Regions from separate parts of the Homo sapiens genome. Here region 2 is linked to region 1. A link is a loop called in an ENCODE intact Hi-C map of the cell type or tissue named here. Cell type or tissue: ovary. All regions are shown on one strand. Each heading gives the region's core, and the rest is flanking DNA. Links, peaks and the distances in the headings are about the cores only.

What was found. A loop is a pair of places that touch in the nucleus more often than their neighbours do. Peaks named below come from ENCODE experiments on the same cell type or tissue, not always from the same donor. Only the 100,000 strongest peaks of a DNase experiment are listed, where the experiment ranks them.
Region 2: it touches region 1 in a loop (2.2-fold over the local background); 78 of 110 quality-filtered maps call a loop at or near these places.

The regions. Positions count from the first base shown.
Region 1 is chr1:27,295,638-27,305,642 of GRCh38, forward strand. It overlaps WDTC1 (WD and tetratricopeptide repeats 1), which reads left to right. Exons shown (of 16, transcript NM_001276252.2): 10 at 689-764; 11 at 1,411-1,519; 12 at 2,301-2,474; 13 at 5,589-5,824; 14 at 7,984-8,158; 15 at 9,364-9,556. Among named protein-coding and RNA genes, the nearest start is that of TMEM222, 22 kb to the right of the region's middle. RefSeq lists enhancers at 3,685-4,198, 5,021-5,080, 5,226-5,738, 5,739-6,252. In ovary, for the core only: a CTCF peak has its summit at 5,318 (motif pointing right); DNase peaks (open chromatin) are centred at 3,974, 4,428, 5,304, 5,636 and 1 weaker place; H3K27ac peaks cover 2,386 bases.
Region 2 is chr1:27,193,254-27,203,258 of GRCh38, forward strand. It overlaps the pseudogene CHCHD3P3. Among named protein-coding and RNA genes, the nearest start is that of WDTC1-DT, 36 kb to the right of the region's middle. RefSeq lists an enhancer at 1-191. In ovary, for the core only: a CTCF peak has its summit at 4,859 (motif pointing right); no DNase peak of the experiment used is centred there.

The DNA of each region.
Region 1 (10,005 bases), core at 3,266-8,265:
AGAGATGGGGTTTCACGATGTTGGTCAGGCTAGTCTCGAACTCCTGACCTCAGGTGATCCGCCCACCTCACCCTCCCAAATGCTGGGATTACAGGCATTAACCACTGCACCTGACCTTCTATTTTGTTTGTTTGTTTGTTTGTTTTGAGGCAGGGTCTCATTCTGTCACCCAGGCTGGAGTGCAGTGGTACAATCTCAGGTCACTGCAGCCTCGACATCCCAGGCTCAAGTGATTCCCCCACCTCAGCCTCCTGAGTAGCTGGGACCACAGGCACACGCCACCACACCTGGCTAGTTTTTGTATTTCTTGTAAAGACGGGGTTTTGCCATGTTGCCCAAGCTGGTCTCAAACTCCTGGGCTCAAGCAACCACCCTCCTGCCTCAGCCTCCTAAAGTGCTAGGATTACAGGCTACGCCACCATGCCCAGCCAAATGTGATTCTAATTAATGATAGTATTTCAAGCAGGACTTTGGGTAGATCAGATAGCCCACCCTGAATGCTAGAGCTAGGAAGATTTTCCAGCCTGAGGTTTGCTGGAAGTACCTCTTAGGATAGCTTGATTGTTCTATGCTCAACACTCACTGTGTTCCAAGACTCTAGTTCTTGAGAAACCAAGACCTGCTTACTGGTTCAACCACATCCTTACCTCACAGCTTCCATCTCTTTTTTTGCCCCCCTCAACTCTAGGTCTATTTGTTTGACTTGACTTACAAGCAGCGGCCGTACACCTTCCTCTTGCCTAGAAAATGCCACTCCTCGGGGGGTAAGTTCTCCCTTAGGGTATCTCTACTGCGGCGGTGTAGGGGAGCTTAAGTGCATGCTACACCTGCTGAGAAGCCTGCCCTTTACTCTGGACCGTGATCCTCCAAAAATAGCAGATCTCTGAAATAACCCCACCTATGCAGTAAGAAAGAGGATGACAATAGAGCAGAGATCTCTTCAAGAGCTTTGCATCACTGCCCTTTTTGCTTCCCTCTGAAAAGACAGGTTCCTTCCATGGCTTGGCTCTTGAGAACCTGAAATAGTTCCCCTCTCCTTTGTATCCTGGCCCAGTCTTCTCATTGATTTCTTCCTGGGGCCTACAGTTGATTTAGGCACCTCCTCACTCCATTCCCACCCCCAGCCCCAGCCCTAGCCCCAGCCCCAACCCTAGCCCCAGCCCCAGCCCTAGCCCCAGCCCCAGCCCCAGCTGAGTAATGCCACGGTGAAGTTGTGTCCCTCGCCAGCCAGCAGAGGGCGCACGGGCTTTTCTTTATGTCAGAACTTGCTTTCTGGGAATGGATCTTACTCTGGGAGAACAGTCCCACGATGGAACCATCAGACCCCGTGATGGAAGCTAGAGGGCTGCCAGGAAGAAATGGGTCCTCTTCCTGAGTTGTTGCTGTCACTTTCTCACTATCTCCTGCCAGAAGTCCAGAATGGCAAGATGTCCACCAACGGTGTGTCCAACGGTGTGTCCAATGGCCTGCACCTTCATAGCAATGGCTTCCGGCTGCCGGAGAGTAGGGGACATGTCAGGTGAGGCCAGCTGGCTTGTCCAGCCCTCCAAGCCCCAGTTACACTATATGGACTGGAGGGAGGGACATAACCTGTAAATCTTCCTCCTGACCCACACCCACTCATGCATCCCAGAGAGTGAGGACCAAGGCAAAGAGCCTTCTTGGAGGGTGCCTAGTGTTTCCAGTGCCCCTCTGCCTGGCAGAACACTAGTCATGGTCAGACTGTAGCTCTAGCCTGTTGGTACCAGTAACTGGGGTCAGGACTCAGGAGCTAGCTGCCTCTTAGCACTGAGCTGTCTCCAAAAAGGGGCTGCATACAAATGGGCCTCCGCATTATATTATTCCCCATCCTATAGCATATCCTTGCCTCTTTTCTCTGCCAGCCTCTGTGCTGGGCTTTGGATACAGAGGCGCTCAAATTCCCTAGCCTTGAGAGAAATAGAGTTCTCTAGACAGCGATCCACAGGAGGGACTCGGGTGGTCATAAGGTTCAGCTCAGCATGGAGGCAGGTGGTATCAGCTACTACCATGCCCAGGAGTTGAAGTACAGCTTCATTTCTGCCCTTCTTTTCACTGGCTGAGAGTATTTGGAATGGTATTTGGAATGAAATTCCAAATGGTATTCCCTATCACAGTAATAGGTAATATCCCAGACCAGGGTAGTGGTCCCCTCTTCCAGATAGCAGTCAGATCCCAGGGGCCAAGAAAATCTGGGTGGCCCTCAGGCCATGTTACAGACTCCCTGAGGGGCTGCTCTGACCTTCTTTGACTGTTCTGACTTGGCTCTATTTCCCCTGCAGCCCCCAAGTAGAGCTACCACCATACCTGGAGCGTGTGAAACAGCAAGCCAATGAGGCTTTTGCCTGCCAGCAGTGGACCCAAGCCATTCAGCTTTACAGCAAGGCTGTGCAGAGGGCCCCTCACAATGCCATGCTTTATGGAAACCGAGCAGCAGCCTACATGAAGCGCAAGTGGTGAGTGGCCACTGCAGAGGGGATCTGGGTCAGGATGAGGGAGAAAGCAGCTGGACCAAAAGGCAGGGGCCTGATGGAGCCAAGTTGCCAAGGCATCCAGGGAAAGTGGCAAGAACATATTGCTGCCTCTTAGGGCTTCTTGGCCTCTCCTCCCCACCTCCAGGCTAATGGTGGGCAGGCACCTGACCCATTAATCAGGAAGTCTCAAGCACTAAGGAAGCTCACAGTTACGTGGAACATGTTCAAAACTAGTTTCTACATGGCATATTATTATAAAGTGCTGTGGCCCCTGGGGAAGTATGAGTTGAGGACTGTTAGTCCCAACTGTTGGAGAATTGGACTTTGAAGAGCAGTGGAATCTTGCTAAGTGGAAATGAGGGGTTTGGTGAATTCAGTTGGTATGTGTCTAAAATATTCTGCAGTCCCTTGCCCCTCTAAGGCTTGCTTTCTGTGTTCTTAGACCCTTTGGACTGAGTACAAACCATATCCCAGAGATCCAAAGCTGGCTATGGGTCACGCTAGGGTATGGTGGCTGGTAATAAAGAAGTAGACCATATCTGAAAGAACTCCTCATCTTTGGAGACCATCAGGGCCCCCAGCCCTACTGCCTGCAGCACCAGCAGGCAAGCAGACATGCAGACCCCGCCCCCCCATCCCCCAGCCAGGGCCAGGACTAGAGATGGATAGAGCTGGGCCCACAGCCATTTCTGCTCCGTCTGGCATCCGTCGGCTCTGCCCAGACAGACAGGCCAGCTGGTGTGCCATCGTCTGGCTGCAACTCGGCAGGCCAGAGAGGGAAACTTAAGAAACCCACCCAAGTCAGCAGGATGGTAATGCTAGGTGGGGGTGGGGAAGATGCTGTCCCCCGGCCTTAGCTAAGGCATCAGGAGTTGGCCAAGGGCTCAGGTGGTAGCCAAACCCAGGAGATGACTGTTTTGGATGAATCGTGAGTTGATTCACCTCTCTGTCCAACAAACAGTTGGGTAGAACTCAGTGGTCCTCATCCAGGCTGTAGGCTAAGAGCTCAGCTTCACTCCTGCATTCTTGCTAAGAGAGGTTGGTGATTTCCTAATCCATATGTGCCCTCAGCATGTTCTCTGAGCTCCTACTATGTGCTAGGTACTAGGAACACAAAGTTCTATCACTCTGAGTTCCTGTGCTCCAGAGGAGCCTCTCCAGACAGTGGGTAAAGTGGTGGACATAGTTCAGCATTAAAGAGATAGGAAGCAGTGAGTCTTGTGAATGGTCAGGTAAAGGGCTGTGGGCATCAAGAAAAGTTGGGTCGCTTTAGCTGGGGAGCAGGGAAGCATCAGAAAGACATGGCGTCTGAATGGGCTTTAAGTGTAGGCAGGCTTAGACAGGAGATGAAGGAGAGGAGGGGCCTGTGGGGGAAGGACATTCCAGGGAGATGAAATGGTGTGAACAAAGGCATGGGGGTGGGGGACTGACTGAAGAGCTTGTTTGCAGAACAGCAAATCCATTTGGCTGGAGCAGAGGGTTCGGAAAGGGACTGGCAGGAGATGAGTCTGTGAGGTAGCCTGGGGCCGGCCTAGGGAGAGCTTGGAATGCAGAGCGGTGACGTTGGCCTCGATTCAGTGCATGATGGGCAGCTACTGGAGAGTTCTGAGCAGGAGAGGGATGTGCCGAGGGCTGTCCTTTCAGGGAGATTGATCTGGCAGTGAGTCTAGGAAGGGTGAGCCCTGGGGCCAGCCTGCTCTCTACCCCCATCCCCACATGCCTGCCAGTGACCCCTAGAATGTCACATTCTGTCCTGGGCCAGTCTCCCCAGGGCTGCCATCTGCTCCTGGATGCAGTGGGAGCTGTCACCCTCTGGCTCCTGGCTGGTCTCTGGTCTGGCTCTCCCCAGGAGCTCAGAGGGGCACCTTGCAGGCAGTAATTGGGTTTCCAAACAGTGCCTGCTCCTTCGTCAGAGCCACTCATCCTGACGCAGGCCACGCCATTGAAGCAGCTCTGTTTCCTGCCTGCCCCCACATGGGCTGAGCTGCTGGTTCCTGGTCTGAGCGTGGCTGTTCCGAGGACTGGGTGCTCCCTCTGAGTGCTGCAGAAGGAGGCTCAGGAAGAACCTTCCCATGTCAGGCCTGCCTTAGCCATGCCGGATTGTTGTGAGCTGTGCCCTTGGAGAAGGGGCCATTAACTCTAAGGGGTGCCTCTTACTGCTGCTTGGCACAGTTGGGTCCTAGGCCTACTCCAGCCCAGCTGAAAAAAAAAAATGGCTTCTGAAGAAGCAGTTCCTGTGGCCTGTCTGGCTCTCCAGACAAGAGGCAAGGACAGGTCTGTGGGTGCTGGGGGAGTATGCTTCCTATATTCTGGCACAGGGTGGGAAAAGGAGGGGCTTCTCTGACCTCCTTTCACTTCCTCTTTCCCCGCTTCCCCATCAAAAGCACTCCCACTTCCCTTCATCCATGCTTCAGGAGGTTGGAGAAGTGAGTGGGGACGATTTGGAGCTCCTGGTGTGCACAACCCCCCTTACCATCAGCTTCCAGAGAGCTGACTCTGCCAGACTGTCAGGCCCCATCCTCCAGCCCCAGGAGGTAGAGGCCACAGCTGCTGTGGATCAGTCAGCCAGGACAGGGGGGGGTCTGGCTGAGGGCTTGCTGCCTGCTGGTCAGACCCTGCGTCCCCAGCCTGACACTTCTGGCTTCCCCAGACCACAGAACTGTCCTTGAGGGCCCCCTGCCTTGGATGTGGCTTTGAAGGCCAGCCGGGGGTGATTTGAGAAGGTGGATGGGGGAAGAGAGAAGGAGGGCTTGGGGAGCCTGTGGTGGGCAAGATGCCAGGCCTTCTGCTGCAGAGCTGCGGGTGCCTGGGGTGAGCCAGTGTGCAGTTGCACTCTGTGCCCAGCAGAGGGCAGCCTGACACCAGCTTTTGCCACCCTCAAGACCTCAGGGTTTCCTGGCTTGCTCCTTAACCATACTCTGTCTCCTGATGGGGGAGGCCTGGGCTGAGCCAGGATTCTCTTCGTCCTCAAGTCCCCTTGCCATGAGATCTGTCAGTGGTGGGCTGGGGTGGCCACAGGAAGCAGAGGAGACTGAATGGGGACCCCTTGCTTGCCACGTGGCTCCACCTCCAAGCCGCTCTTCCCTGCCTTCCCAGGGATGGTGACCACTATGATGCCCTGAGGGACTGCCTCAAGGCCATCTCCCTAAACCCATGCCACCTGAAGGCACACTTTCGCCTGGCCCGCTGCCTCTTTGAGCTCAAGTATGTGGCTGAAGCCCTGGAGTGCCTGGACGACTTCAAAGGGAAATTTCCGGAGCAGGCCCACAGCAGCGCTTGTGATGCATTGGGCCGCGACATCACAGCTGCCCTCTTCTCTAAAAATGATGGTGGTGAGTGGGCACTGAGGAGGGGGTGCTGTTACTCTTTCTCTTTGAGATGCTGCATGACATTCTGGAGAGGTCATGGTTCTGGGATTGGAGAGGCCTGGGTTCAGATGTTGATTCAGAAACCATGCAACTTTGGGGCAGTTACTTGGTGTCTCTCTCAGAGTGTTTCCTGGTCTGAAAAGGAGGCATGCCAGCACCTCCCACTGAGCGTTTCTATTGAGGATCAGCATGTTTAAATGGCATGTTTAAAGCACCTGGGGGAGTGCCTGGTGCCCAGGATAGGAGGAAGCTGAGCTCAGTCAGGCTCCCGCTAGGCATTCACACCTGCTTAGACAGGGCCCTGGTGGTTCCACTTGGGCATCTGAGAGGCAGAAGCTGGTCATTGTGTTTGTTCCGAGTGTACAAGTGCAGCAGAGACAATAGCGCAGAGCAGTAGAAATGCCTCAGGCTTGGAATGTGGGGCCTCGGTTCCAAATGCAGCTCCACCACCTGACTGTGTGGCCTTGAAGAAAGCACAGCCTCTCTACCTACCTGCACAAAGAGCACGAAGCCCTGCCCAGCTCCCCTCAGTGTGCTGGAGAATGAACTGGGCCATCGGAGTGTGGTCTGTAAACGTGAACGGTGAGCTCATAGGAGGCAGACATGGATCTTCACCTCTCTCCTTTGCAGTTTACCAACCACGTGATAAATTAATTTGTTTAATGAATAGTTATCAGACACCTGCCATGTGCCAGGCACTGTGCTGGGTCCTGGGAATAGAGCTGTGACTAAGTCACGTGGAATTTCTGTGTTTATGGCATTTACAGTCTAGTGAAGGAACCAAGTGATAAAGGAGAAACAAAAAAGTATGACAAGTGCCATGGGGACCTGAATGGTGTGCATGCTGGGAGGGGGTGGGCTTGATGGCATTCTGGGGTTCTTCAGGAAGAAACATTTAAACTAAGATCTAAAGGATCCAAAGGAAGCATTAACTAGATACAAAATATAGCTGTGTGGCCTAGCGCGGTGGCTCACGCTTATAATCCCAGCACTTTGGGAGGCTGATGTGGGAAAATAGCTTGAGCCCAGGAGTTCAATATCAGCTAGGACAACATAGCAAGATCCCATCTCAACAAAAGAAAAATTAAAAAAAATTAGCCAGGGGTGGTGGCACACACCTGTAGTCCCAGCTCCTCGGGCAGCTGAGGCAGGAGGATCACTTGAGCCCAGGAGGTCAAGGCTACAGTGAGCCATGATCACACCACTGCACTCCAGCCTGGGTGACAGAGCAAAATCCTGTCTCAAACAACAACAACAACAAAATGTAGCTGTGGGAGATGCAGAGCTCCTGGCATATGAACCAGCATGCTCCAAGGCCCTGAAGCAGGTATGAGTGAGTCACTTTTAAGGAACTGAGAAAACTTGTGTGACTTTACCTGTCACTTAACTGATCAGTGACTCTCATTTGGGACCCTAATAACTTGTCTTCCAGAGGGTAAGGGCATGGTCCTTACTGCCCTAAGTGCCATGAATCTGTTTATAAAAGTCACCCAGGCTGGGCTCGGTGGCTCATGCCTGTAATCCCAGCACTTTGGGAGGCCAAGGCAGGTGGATCACCTGAGGTCAGGAGTTTGAGACCAGCCTGGCCAATGTGGCGAAACCCCGTCTCTACTAAAAATACAAAAATTAGCTGGGCGTGGTGGCACGTGCCTGGTAGTCCCAGTTACTCAGGAGGCTGAGGCAGGAGAATCGCTTGAACCTTGGAGGTGGAGGTTGCAGTGAGCCGAGATCACGCCACTGCACTCCAGCCTGCGTGACCATCTCAAAAAAAAAAAAAAAAGTCATCCATTCTCTCTTTGCTAGTGCCTCACTCTACCCTCCCCTGCCTCTTACCTCCACAGAAACAGACTTTGAGTCTCTGCATCTTTGGGGCTTTCAGGCCCTCATTTAGGGACCTGAACCAGGGCCCTCCTGGCATCAAAGGTCTCCTCTTGAACATCCTCAGGGGCTAGATCCAAAGATGCATCTTCCTCACAACCTTTCCCCAGTTTTCCAGGATAAGGGTGGAGGCAGGTAGCTCTATGTTGTCAGACTTTGGACTGAAAACAGAGCCATAGGTGGGGGAAAATAGGGAAGGAGAGAAAGGAACAAGGCGCTTACCTTTTCTGGATCTCTGCCCCCAGAGGAGAAGAAGGGACCTGGTGGCGGCGCCCCAGTCCGCCTCCGCAGCACGAGCCGCAAGGACTCCATCTCAGAGGATGAAATGGTGCTGCGGGAGCGAAGCTACGACTATCAGTTCCGCTACTGCGGCCACTGCAACACCACCACGGATATCAAAGAGGCCAATTTCTTTGGCAGGTCCGAGGCCCTGAAGAGGAGGGTGCAGCCCAGTTGGCAGCGGGAGGTTGAGTGGGGAGTGTTGGGGCATAATGGTTTCAGAGAAGAATCTCAAATCCCTGCTCTGCCTCTGTACCCTTGGGCAAATGGCTTCACCTTTGTCAGCCTCTAAAGTTTTTTAATCTATGAAATGACCAACCTGCCATGCCCATTTATGAGGCCATAACAAGGACTAATAAGATAACCCAAGTAGAGCCTCCAGCGCAGTGCCTGAACTACTCCTTCATCCCCCACCTCCTTCTCCCTCTGTCTGCATGTGCCAGAGCTTGGTTTCTTTATCTGCATTCAAGGAACCTCCCTCTGCTTGAGAGTATGAGGCAGCAGCCCTCCAAGGCTGGGAATCTTGGCACATCTGTTTTGTGCTCAAAACTGTGCCCTGTGTACTAAGGGACAAACTCTGTGTTTCAGACACCATCATCCCCACCCCTCATTTGTAGATGTACTTTCTTTGGGTAGGTGAGACACATGAACATGAATCAAGAATCTCTCCATAGGCCAGGCACAGTGGCTCATGCCCGTAATCCCAGCACTTGGGGAGGCTGAAGCAGGAGGATCGCTTGAGCCCAGGAGTTTGAGACCAGCCTGGACAGCATAGACCCCCATCTCTACAAAAAATGTTTTAAATTATCTGGGTGTGGTGACGTGCACCTGTAGTCCCAGCTATTCAGGAGGTTGACATTGGAGGACCAGTTAAGGCCACAGTGAGCCATGATCATGCCACTGTACTCCAGCTTGGGTGACAGAATGAGACCCTGTCTCTAAGAAAAAAAAAGAATCCATCAAGATGCCCTCTAAATGTCAGTGGTGTGTGAGGGGCAGGGGGAGTCTGGATGCCAGAAGCCTGGAACTGCTCAGGGGAGGCTTAAAACAGGGTATTTTGGAGACCCGAGAGATGATGTAAGATGATCCTGGCCCAAGGAGGTAATAATGAACTATAGGGGAGACTGTCTTGGAGAAATCCAGGTAGTCGCTGGCCCTAGGTTTAAGAGAACAGTGACCAGGGCTATATACCTGGAGGAATTCTGGGTCAAGTGCACACCCCAGCGTGTGGGGGACTGAGTGGCTGCAGACTTCCTTGCTCCCCCTTTACCTAGGCCATGCAGCCTCTACTTGAGGCTGTAGGGCAGTACCCCACCTGACCTCCCTGCCCTTTGCCCCCCCGCCAGCAACGCTCAGTATATCGTCAGTGGCTCTGACGATGGCTCCTTCTTCATCTGGGAAAAGGAGACCACCAACCTGGTCCGTGTGCTCCAAGGGGATGAGTCCATTGTCAACTGCCTGCAGCCACACCCCAGCTACTGCTTCCTGGCCACCAGTGGCATCGATCCTGTTGTGCGGCTCTGGAACCCCCGACCAGAGGTGAGGGTGCAGAGCCAAGCAGAGAGGAGGGCAGGGACTCTGTGGAAGGCTCCAGTGGAGCCTGCTAGCGCAGGGAAGAGAAATGAGCCACCCAGAGGCTAGAAGCTGCTAAGTAAGCCTTACCCCGGGGCCCAAGGCTGTGTTCTCAGATTCCAGAAGCTCCAAATGCAGCAGCAATTCTCCAGAAGCTGTGCAGAGGCCCTGGTCACAAGGGAACTATGCAGGCTTTGGCATCTGGTAGGCCTAAGTTTGAATCCAGTCTCCTCACTCGCTGCCTGAGAGACTTCACCATCTCTGACCCAGGCTTTTAATCATCTGTACATTGGGAATGGGAATGACAGCACCACCTTGAAAGGTTGTGGTGAGAAGTAAAGAAGAGATGCCTGTGAAGTGTCCAGCCCACAAGGACACTTAGGACAGTGGAGTCCCCTCCACTCCCAGGGTGGGTA
Region 2 (10,005 bases), core at 1,852-6,851, 100 kb before region 1:
TCACACCCCAATTAAGCCAGTTTTCTCCATCCTGGTTGTTAACAAAAGGCTAACATTATTAAACAATCTGTTCTGTGCCAGGCACTGTATGTATAACTTCATTTGTTCCTTATGGCAAATTTGTATTAGTATACCCATTTTATAAATGAGAAAACTGAGGCTTGGAGAAGGTAATGATGTGTCCAGGTTTACGCAACTAGTATGTGATGGAGCTGGCAAAGAGCAAAACCAATTCAAGTCTTCAGAAGACTGCATGGGTTTAAAAGTGCTCTGGGGGAATTTCATCTTTCAGGGGAGAAGGAAATGGTTTTATAGTAAAATCCTTATTCCTTTCAGGGTATTCAGTGCCTATTTCTGACCCCTGCCGTGACTGGAGTGGTCACAGCATGGAGAGAATCTCTGACCTCAAAGCCATGCCCTTCTTTTTGCCCAGAAGGGTGCGTCGCCATATCTGCATGTGTCCCTCCTCACTTCATTCAGGTCTCTGCCTAAAAATCAGAGAAGCCTTCTCTGATCACCCTATCCAAATGACAACCTCCATGTGTAGCCTCATAATCAGTCTAATTTGTCTTCATAGCACCTACCACGCCTTGACATATTTATAGACATTTCTTTGCTTATTGTCTGTCTCCACCCACTAGAATGTAAACTCCAGGAGGACAGGACCTGGTCTGTTTTGTTCACTGCTGTATTCTCAGTGCCTGGGATGGTGCCTGACATATAGTAGGCCCCTAACAAATATGTGGGTTTTTTTGTTTGTTTGTTTTTTGTTTTTTGTTTTTGAGACAGAGTATTGCTCTGTTACCCAGGTTGCAGTGCAGTGGCACGATCTCGGCTCACTGCAACCTCCACCTCCCAGGTTCAAGCGATTCTCCTGCTTTAGCCTCCTGAGTAGCTGGGATTACATGCTTTTGCCACCATGCCTCACTAATTTTTGTATTTTAAGTAGGGGCAGAGGTTTCACCATGTTGGCCAGGCTGATCTTGAACTCATGGCCTCAAGTGATCCACCCACCTCAGCTTCCCAAAGTGCTGGGATTACAGGTGTGAGCTCCCACCCCCAGTCACAAATATGTGTTGAATGAATACAAAGGGAAAATTCAGCTTGCTTTCACTAAGAGCATTTGACACTCCCGCTTCCATCAGCTGCTAAATTCGTCTTACCCCTCAAAGCCTTGCTCCTTTGTCCTCTCTTCAGGGACTTCTCCCTCATCTTCCCCAGCCCAGGGATTGATACAGCCACCCAACCAGCTGCTCCAGCCAGGAACTGGAAGATACCCTCACCTCCTCCTTCTTTCTTCCCACCTCTGCTCCCCGACTCCCCATTACTTCCAGTGTTCAATTAATCACCAACTCCAGTCCACTCTGCCTCTTTTTAAAAGTTTTTGGGACAGGGTCTCACTCTGTTGCCCAGGCTGGTCTCGAACTCCTAGGCTCAAGTAGTCCTCCCACCTCTGCCTCCCAAAGTGCTGGGGTTACAGGCATGAGCCACCGTGCCTGGCCTCCATTCTGCCTCTTAATTATCTCCTAAATCTGCTCATATCTCCCAATATTTGCTACACCCCCCCTACCAGGCAACCCTCCTATTTTCACTGGGTTACTGCACCAACTTTCTCACCAGCCTCCTGCCTCCAGTTTGGCCCCTGCCAGTCAGTCTCCATATTGCAATCAGTGATTGGTGTAAAGCTCAAATTTTCTCGGTAAACAAAGCATTGAGTCCTTAGTGGCCTGAGATAAAGTCCAAGATCTTAATGTGGGTTACAAAGCCCTGCCCCATCTGACCACAGCCTCATTCTTAGCCATACTCTGCTCCTGCCTCTTTGAACTATTTCCAGTTCCCCAAATGTGCTCCTGATAGTTATTTTGCCTGGGAGCTCAGGCCAACTCCTGCTCATCATTCAGGCCTCAGCTCGGATGTTGCTTTCTCCAGGAAAGCCTCCCTGACTTCTGTCCAACCAGGCTGGGCTAGAGGTCCTTAGTGTATCTTAGGGTATAGAATCAGGGCATTCTCCCTACCTGGAGGACTGCTGGTGGTCACTGGTCCAATTTCCACCCTTTTCCGTTTCTTGATAGTGTCACTGCTTAAATAGCCTTCTCTGCTTCTCCGATGCCTCTCACCCTTCAAGACCTATCTTTCTAGACTTGTTATCTAGAAAACTCTCTGGGGAGTAAAAAGAAGGCAGCCTCTGAGTGAGGATGCCCCAAGCTCAAGCCACCTCTGCCACTTCTTAGTGATACAACCTTGGGCATGTCATTGTAAAATGGAGATGATAACGTTAATATCTACCTCACAGTTGTTATAAGTAAAATTATAAATGTTAAAGGACAATTGGCCGGGCGCAGTGGCTCATGCCTAGAATCCCATCACTTTGGGAGGCCAAGGCGAACGGATCATCTGCGGTCAGGAGGTCGAGACCAGCCTGGCCAACATGGCGAAACCCTATCTCTACTAAAAACACAAAAATTAGTAGGGCGTGGTGGCACATGCCTGTAATTTCAGCTACTCAGGAGGCTGAGGCAGGAGAATTGCTTGAACCTGGGAGGCAGAGGTTGCAGTGAGCCGAGACTGTGCCATTGCACTGTAGCCTGGGCGACAAGAGCGAAACTCCATCTCAAAAAAAAAAAAAAAAAGAAAGAAAGATGTTAAAGGACAATGTAAACACTGCGATGTGTTATGGAGACGTGAGAATGATTATTCTCTGCTGGCACTGTGCTCCTGCAGCACTCACAGGCTGTGACCTGCCATTTGCATTTCATTATATCCTGCCTCCAGTGACCTGCTCTCTGCAACCAGTGTGGAAGCCAGCTAGGTTCTCTTCTCTAGCTCTTCCGCATCCCCTAGAGTTCAGAGATTAGTGGTGAGTAAATAGAAGGTGTATGTGATTATAACCAACTACCATTTATTTATCACCTACTATGCACTAATTACTTTACATATATTACAGTCAGGTACTGCATAATGATGTTTTACTCAACTACAGACCACATATACAGCAGTAGTTCCATAAGATTGGAACACCATGTTTTTATTGTACCTTTTTTATGATTGGGTATGTTTAGATACACAAATACTTACCATCATGTTACAATTGCCTACGGTGTTCAGTACGCTAACATGGTGTATAGGTTTGTAGCCTAGAAGCAATAGGCTGTGCCATATAGCCTAGGTGTGTAGGAGGCCATACTACCTAGGTTTGTGTAAGTACACTCTATGATGTTTACATGATGAAATCGCCTAATAACGCATTTCTCAGAATGTATCCTTGTTGTTAAGTAACGCATAGCTGTATTTCTTTTTCTTTTTCTTTTCTTTTTTTTTTTTTTGAGACGGAGTCTCACTCTGTCACCCAGGCTGGAGTGCAGTGGCGTGATCTTGGCTCACTGCAACCTCCACCTCCCAGGTTCAAGTGATTCTTCTGCCTCAGCCTCCCAAGTAGCTGGGACTACAGGCACACACCACCACGCCTGGCTAATTTTTGTATTTTTAGTAGAAACGGGGTTTCACCCTATTAGCCAGGCTGGTCTCGAACTTCTGACCTCGTGATCCGCCTGCCTCAGCCTCCCAAAGTTCTGGGATTACAGGCTTGAGCCACCACACCTGGCCCACATAGCTGTATTTCTAATTCTCAGAACTACCTGGGAGACAAGTAATTTTATCTCCACGATGCAACCTAAGGCTTAGAAAAATTAAATAACTTGCCGGGTGTGGTGGCTCACGCTTGTAATCCTAGCACTTTGGGAGGCCGAGGCGGGCGGATTGCCTGAGTTCAGGAGTTGGAGAACAGCGTGGGCAACACGGTGAAACCCCGTCTCTAATAAAATACAAAAAATTAGCTGGGCGTGGCGGCATGCGCCTGTAGTCCCAGCTACTTGGGAGGCTGAGGCAGGAGAATTGCTTGAACCCGGAAGGTGGAGGTTGCAGTGAGCCGAGATCATGCCACTGCACTCCAGCCTGGTGACAGAGCGAGACTCCATCTCAAAAAAAAAAAAAAAAGAAAGAAAGAAAGAAAGAAAGAAAAATTAAATAACTTGTCCAAGGTCACAGAGCTGTTGAGGTTAGGGACCTTGGGAATCTTTCTGGCACTTCCCCCAGCTTGATGTTAACAGGCTCATGGCCTTCCTCCTGCCGTTTCCTCTCTTGGTCATAAGCTGAGCTGTGTCCAGAGAAAGAGAAAAAATAAATCAAACTTGGGGCCTGGCAAAGGAGGTGAGTGTCATGCCACAGACCAGACACAGGGCAGGAGGAGACTTTTATTTTCTTTTATTTTATTTTTGAGACGGAGTTTCACTCTTGTCGCCCAGGCTGGGATGCAGTGGTGCAATCTCAGCTCACTGCAACCTCCGCCTCCCAGGTTCAAGCAATTTTCCTGCCTTAGCCTCCCAAGTAGCTGGGATTACAGGTGCCTGCCACCACGCCCAGCTAATTTTTGTATTTTTAGTAGAGACGGGGTTTCACCATGTTGGCCAGGCTGGTCTTGAACTCCTGACCTCAGGTGATCCTCCCGCCTCGGCCTCCCGAAGTGCTGGGATTACAGGCGTGAGCCACCGCACCCAGCCAGGAGGAGACTTTTAAAATGAAAATTAAGATACAGCTCCACCCAAAGCACTGTCACAAAGTCCTGGTTCTGTGAATGTAGAGTGTGACAGGTGGTCAGGAAAAGCCCTGCGACATCTTCTAGCTGTGTCAGCACTGAAGTGATGCCCACATCTTACACATGGAAAGTAGATCGGAGTGGGATCTGTTAGCCAGATCACTCACAGTAAGGGAATGGTCCGCTATTACAAGGGTTTCTATCCTCTATGACAAAGATTTTAATTTAGGAAGAGAAGATGCAGGGTTCATAGTGAGCCACAAGGTGGCACTGTGAGAGGAGGGCACACAAAGTACCGAATTAGAACCTCTGGACGTGAAGGATTAGAAGAGATTTTACAGCAGAGAAATACAAAGTAAACGCCTCCTTTTACAGAAGAGATATGAGGTCCAGAGAAGTTATCCAAGTTGTAGAGTTTTGTGGTTAAGCCAGTACCAGAGACCCAGGTCTGTCTGTTTCTAAGTGTGGTGCACTTAACCTGTAATGCTCACCAAATCACATCTACAGATTCCCACCCATTGCATGGTGTGATCTTACTCAAGTCACTGATGTATTTCTGGGTCTCAGTCTTCCTGACCATAGAATGTAGGACTAGTCTAGATCTGGTTTTCTTTTTCTTTTTCCTTTTTTTTGAGACGGAGTTTTGCTCTTGTTGCCCAGACTGGAGTACAATGACGTGATCTCAGCTCACTGCAACCTCCGCCTCCTGGGTTCAAGCGATTTTTCTGCCTCAGCCTCCCGAGTAGTTGGGACTATGGGCGCATGTCACCACGCCCAGCTAATTTTTGTATTATTAATAGAGACGGGGGTTTCACCATATTGGCCACGCTGGTCTCGAACTCCTGACCTCAGGTGATGTGCCCACCTCGGTTTCCCAAAGTGCTGGGATTACAGGCGTGAGCCACCGCGCCTGGCCTCATTTTTATATTTTTCTTTTTTTGTTTGAGATGGAGTCTCACTCTGTCACCCAGGCTAGAGTGCAGTGGCATGATCTTGGTTCACTGCAACCTCTGCCTCCTAGACTCAAGTGATTCTCCTGCCTCAGCCTCCCGAATAGGGCTGAGATTATAGGCATGCACCACCATGCTCAGCTAATTTTTTTGTATTTTTAGTAGAGATGGGGTTTCACCATGTTGGCCAGGCTGGTCTCGAACTCCTGACCTCAAATGGCTCGCCCGCCTCGCCTCCCAGAATGCTGGGATTACAGGTGTGAGCCACCGTGCCTGGGTTTTTTTGTTTGTTTGTTTTTGTTTGTCTGTTTGTTTAGGAGCAGAAGTTTAATAGGTAAGAGAAAGAGAAAGGAAAACAGCTCTCTTCTCTAGTGAAAGAGAGGGGACTTCTGAGAGGAAAAGGCTGGCCAGTGGCGGATGCACTGGATTTTATATGCAGGCTTGAGGAGGTGCTGTCTGCATAGACAGAAAGGATAGGAGACATGGCAGTCATGGACAGAAAAGGAGGAGATTACGACAGAAAAGTTGGAGATCCTGTTGCTGACACCCCATCGGGTGGTTGGAGGCTGGGGTCAGTCCAGAAGCCTTTGGATAACACCAGGGGGTAGCCTCAGCCAGAAATCCTCAGTTACTTCCAGGACCTCTTCCAGCCCCACATGACAGCTAAGTCCTCTGTGAAAGGAAGCTGGTTCAAACATGGCTAATATGCCCAGCAATCTGTGGGTACTGGGGGATTCTCCGTGTTCTCCTCAGCAAGCCTCACATCTAAGTCTTTAAGAACACGCCATGCTAATCGCATTCTTAAATGGCTGAAGGATGCCTGTTAGTGATTTGATTTGGTTCTAAAATGGAGGCCTGACACGGTGTGGCCGACACCTGGTATCCCATCATTTTGGTAGGCTGAGGCAGGCAGATCACCTGATGTCAGGAGTTCAAGACCAGCCTGGCCAACAAGACAAAACCCCATCTCTACTAACAATACAAAATTAGCTCAGCATGGTGGTGCAGGCCTGTAATCCCAGCTACTTGGGAGGCTGAGGCAGGAGAATCATTTGAACCTGGGAGGTGGAGGTTGCTGTGAGCCGAGATTATACTACTGTACTCCCGCCTGGGTCAGAGAGGAAGATCCTGCCTCAAAGTAAAATAAAATAAAATATAATAAAATAAACTGGAGGCTGAGAGCCCCAAAATGAAAGGACAGAGTTGGAGTCTGCTCCTCTACTCACTGTTTTTTTTTTTTTTTTTGCCAGTCTTTGTCAGAAAATATATTTATTATTGATAGTGAGTGAAGTAAAGATGTGAGTATTCACTATAGAGGTTATATCAGCCAAGGTTGCCTTCATATTGATAAAAATACCTTATCTCACTTGTAATCATAAACATTATTCCAGTAGAAGAGGTACATTTTCTCTCCTTTTTGTCTTCTTGCCTGTATAATCACCATAATAAGTTACAATGAAATAGCTTTTATATAATCAAAGGAGAAAAGAAAGAGAGACAAAACCAACATGCCACAGCCTAGACAATTCCATCCAGCACTGCTGCCTCCAGATCTGTTTTCTGGCTTTCTCCACCCAGCACTGCTGCCTCCAGATCTATGTTTTGTGGCTCTCTCCTCACCCTACTCCAATTAATTTAGCCCCCGACCCCATCTACTTTGTTAGGGTGGAGGTTCACCAAATGATGGGGCTTGTTCAGAAGAGAAACATTTTATGGTCAGTGGAAGTTGAGTAGAAAGTACCAAAATGTGGAGAGGGCTGCCCTTCTCTTTTAATCATCATAAGAGGGTTTGCTAATACTGAAGAGTGTCCTTTAATGACTGATCCCTGATCAAGGCTTTGGCCCTTCAAATTGCTGCTGTTCAAAATGTGAAATGATTCTGCTGAATCCATTCTTGGTGTCTCTCTTTAGTGGTCTTCTCATTAGTGGTCTTCTCTTCAAATGGGTTGTTTTCTCACTAGGAAAAACAATGTTCCATCTCTGGAATTAACGTTGATGGTGTTTTGCTCATTCTGAAAGTTTTTATCCTCCCTTCTCAAGCATGGCCACTCTGGGTGGCCAGAGTGGAGCATTTGAAGGTCTGGTGGGTGTTCTCACGGTAACACTGAAGAATTTTGGCCTGCAGATCAGCACAGACTGGATGAGACTCATACCGCTTGAACTTTGCTTCCACCTCTTCAGCAGCTTTCTGATATTGTTCAGTGGTGACTCTGAAGAACTCTGAGTTCCTCTTCTCCAGTCTAGCCAGCTGTTCGTTGTAGAATGCATCCTGCTTCTTTAGCACTCGGTCTTTCTCTTCCAGCTGCCTAGCCAGGTGCTTTGCCTTAGCGCGTTCCTCCTCGCTAGATATCCTCTCCCGAAGGATGGCTCTGGTTAACTGCTCATTGGCAGCAACCCTCTCTCGGTCCAGCTCTTTGGCTGCTTTAGTCGTTTCTCATCTTCAGATTCTTTCTTGGCTTGCTCCAATGCCAGCTCCTCAGCTACTCTTCTTTTCAATTCTTCATCAGAAACTGAGGCACCATAAGCACCAGAATACCGCTGAGACTTCGAACCAGATGGAGAGGATTCCTTCATTCGATCAATCACATTTTCTGAAAGCCGGATGCCCTTCACCACGGTAATGTTCTCATTCTCGTCCGCCTCGAAGGTGACCCGGCGGGTGCTGGTGGTCCCACCCATGGCTCCGGTTCCTGCCCCAGCGGAGACCTAGCGCGGAACCACGAGCACTTCGGGGCCCCCGCGCCCACACGCGCATGGAAGGGCCTGGATTCTTTTCCCGCACGGCGGGAGCAAGGCCACGGCCCCTACTCACTGTTTCAATGAATTATGTACCTTGGTATCCTGGACAAGGTCCCCAATATGAAGCAACTATGTTGTCTGGGTAAGTACCCAGGGTTCATCATCTCACACCAAGAAAATTTAGGATATGGACACACATGAGGAGTTTAGGAGCAGAGGTTTAATAGGCAAGAGAAAGAGAAAGAAAGAGAAAGGAAAACAGCTCTCTCTCTAGTGAGAGAGGGGGGACTTCTGAGAGGAAAAATCCCCCTCTTTTTTTTTTTTTTTTTTTTGAGACGGAGTCCTGCTCTGTCACTCAGGCTGGAGTGCATTGGCGCAATCTCAGCTCACTGCAACCGCCACCTCCCAGGTTCAAGCGATTCTCCTGCCTCAGCCTCCTGAGTAGCTGAGTAGCAGGCAGATTACTTGAGCTCAGAAGTTCAAGATCAGCCTGGGCAACAACATGGGGAAACTCTGTCTCTACCAAAAAAAAAGTAGAGATGAGATCTTGCTATGTTGCCCAGGCTGGTCGTAAACTTGAACCAGGGAGGCAGAGGTTGCAGTGAGCCAAGATTGCACCACTGCCTTCCAGCCTGGGCGACAGAGCGAGACTCTGTCTCAAAAAAAAATTATTTCACTTTATCTCCAGTATTGGCTTACAAGTTATACCTATTTTTAAATTTTCAGTGGTTACCCTAGGACTTATAATGCATATATTTAACTTACCACAGTCTACTTTCTTTTTTTTTTTTTTTTTTTTTTTTTTGAGACGGAGTCTCGCTCTGTTGCCAAGGCTGAAGTGCAATGGTGTGATCTCGGCTCACTGCAACCTCCGCCTCCTGGATTCAAGCGATTCTTCTGCCTCAGCCTCCTGAATAGCTGGGACTACAGGCATGTGCCACTACACCCAGCTAATTTTTGTATTTTTAGTAGATACAGGGTTTCACCATATTGGTCAGGCTGGCCTCAACTCCTGACTTCGTGATCTGCCCGCCTTGGCCTCTCAAAGTGCTGGGATTACAGACATGAGCCACCGCACCTGGCCCAGAATCTACTTTCAAATAATATTAAACCATTTCCCATATATTGCAAGAACCTCACAACAATATACTTCCAGTTCCTTCCTACCAACTTTGGTACTCTTCTTAATCTTTTTCTTTTTTTTTCTTAAGATGGGGTCTCGCTAAATTACCCAGGCTGGTCTTGGACTCCCGGGCTCAAGCAGTCCTCCCACCTTGGCTTTCCAAAGTGCTGGGATTACAGGTGTGAGCCACTGCGCCTGGCCAATTATTTTTTAAAGAGATTAAAAATAAGAATAATGGGCTGGGCGTGGTGGCTCACACCTGTAACCCCAGCACTTTGGGAGGCCAAGGCGGGTGGATCATCTAAGGTCGGGAGTTTGAGATCAGCCTGACCAACGTGGTGAAACCCCGTCTCTACTAAAAATACAAAAATTAGCTGGGCGTGGTGGCGCATGCCTGTAATCCCAGCTACTCAGGAGGCTGAGGCAGGAGAATCGCTAGAACTCGGGAGGCGGAGGTTGCGGTGAGCCGAGATCGTGCCATTGCACTCCGGCCTGGGCAACAAGAGTGAAACTCCATCTCAAAATAAATAAATAAAAGAATAATGTTTTTCATCTTTACCTTGTATTTTTACCATTTTCAGTACTCTTCATTTCTTTGTGTA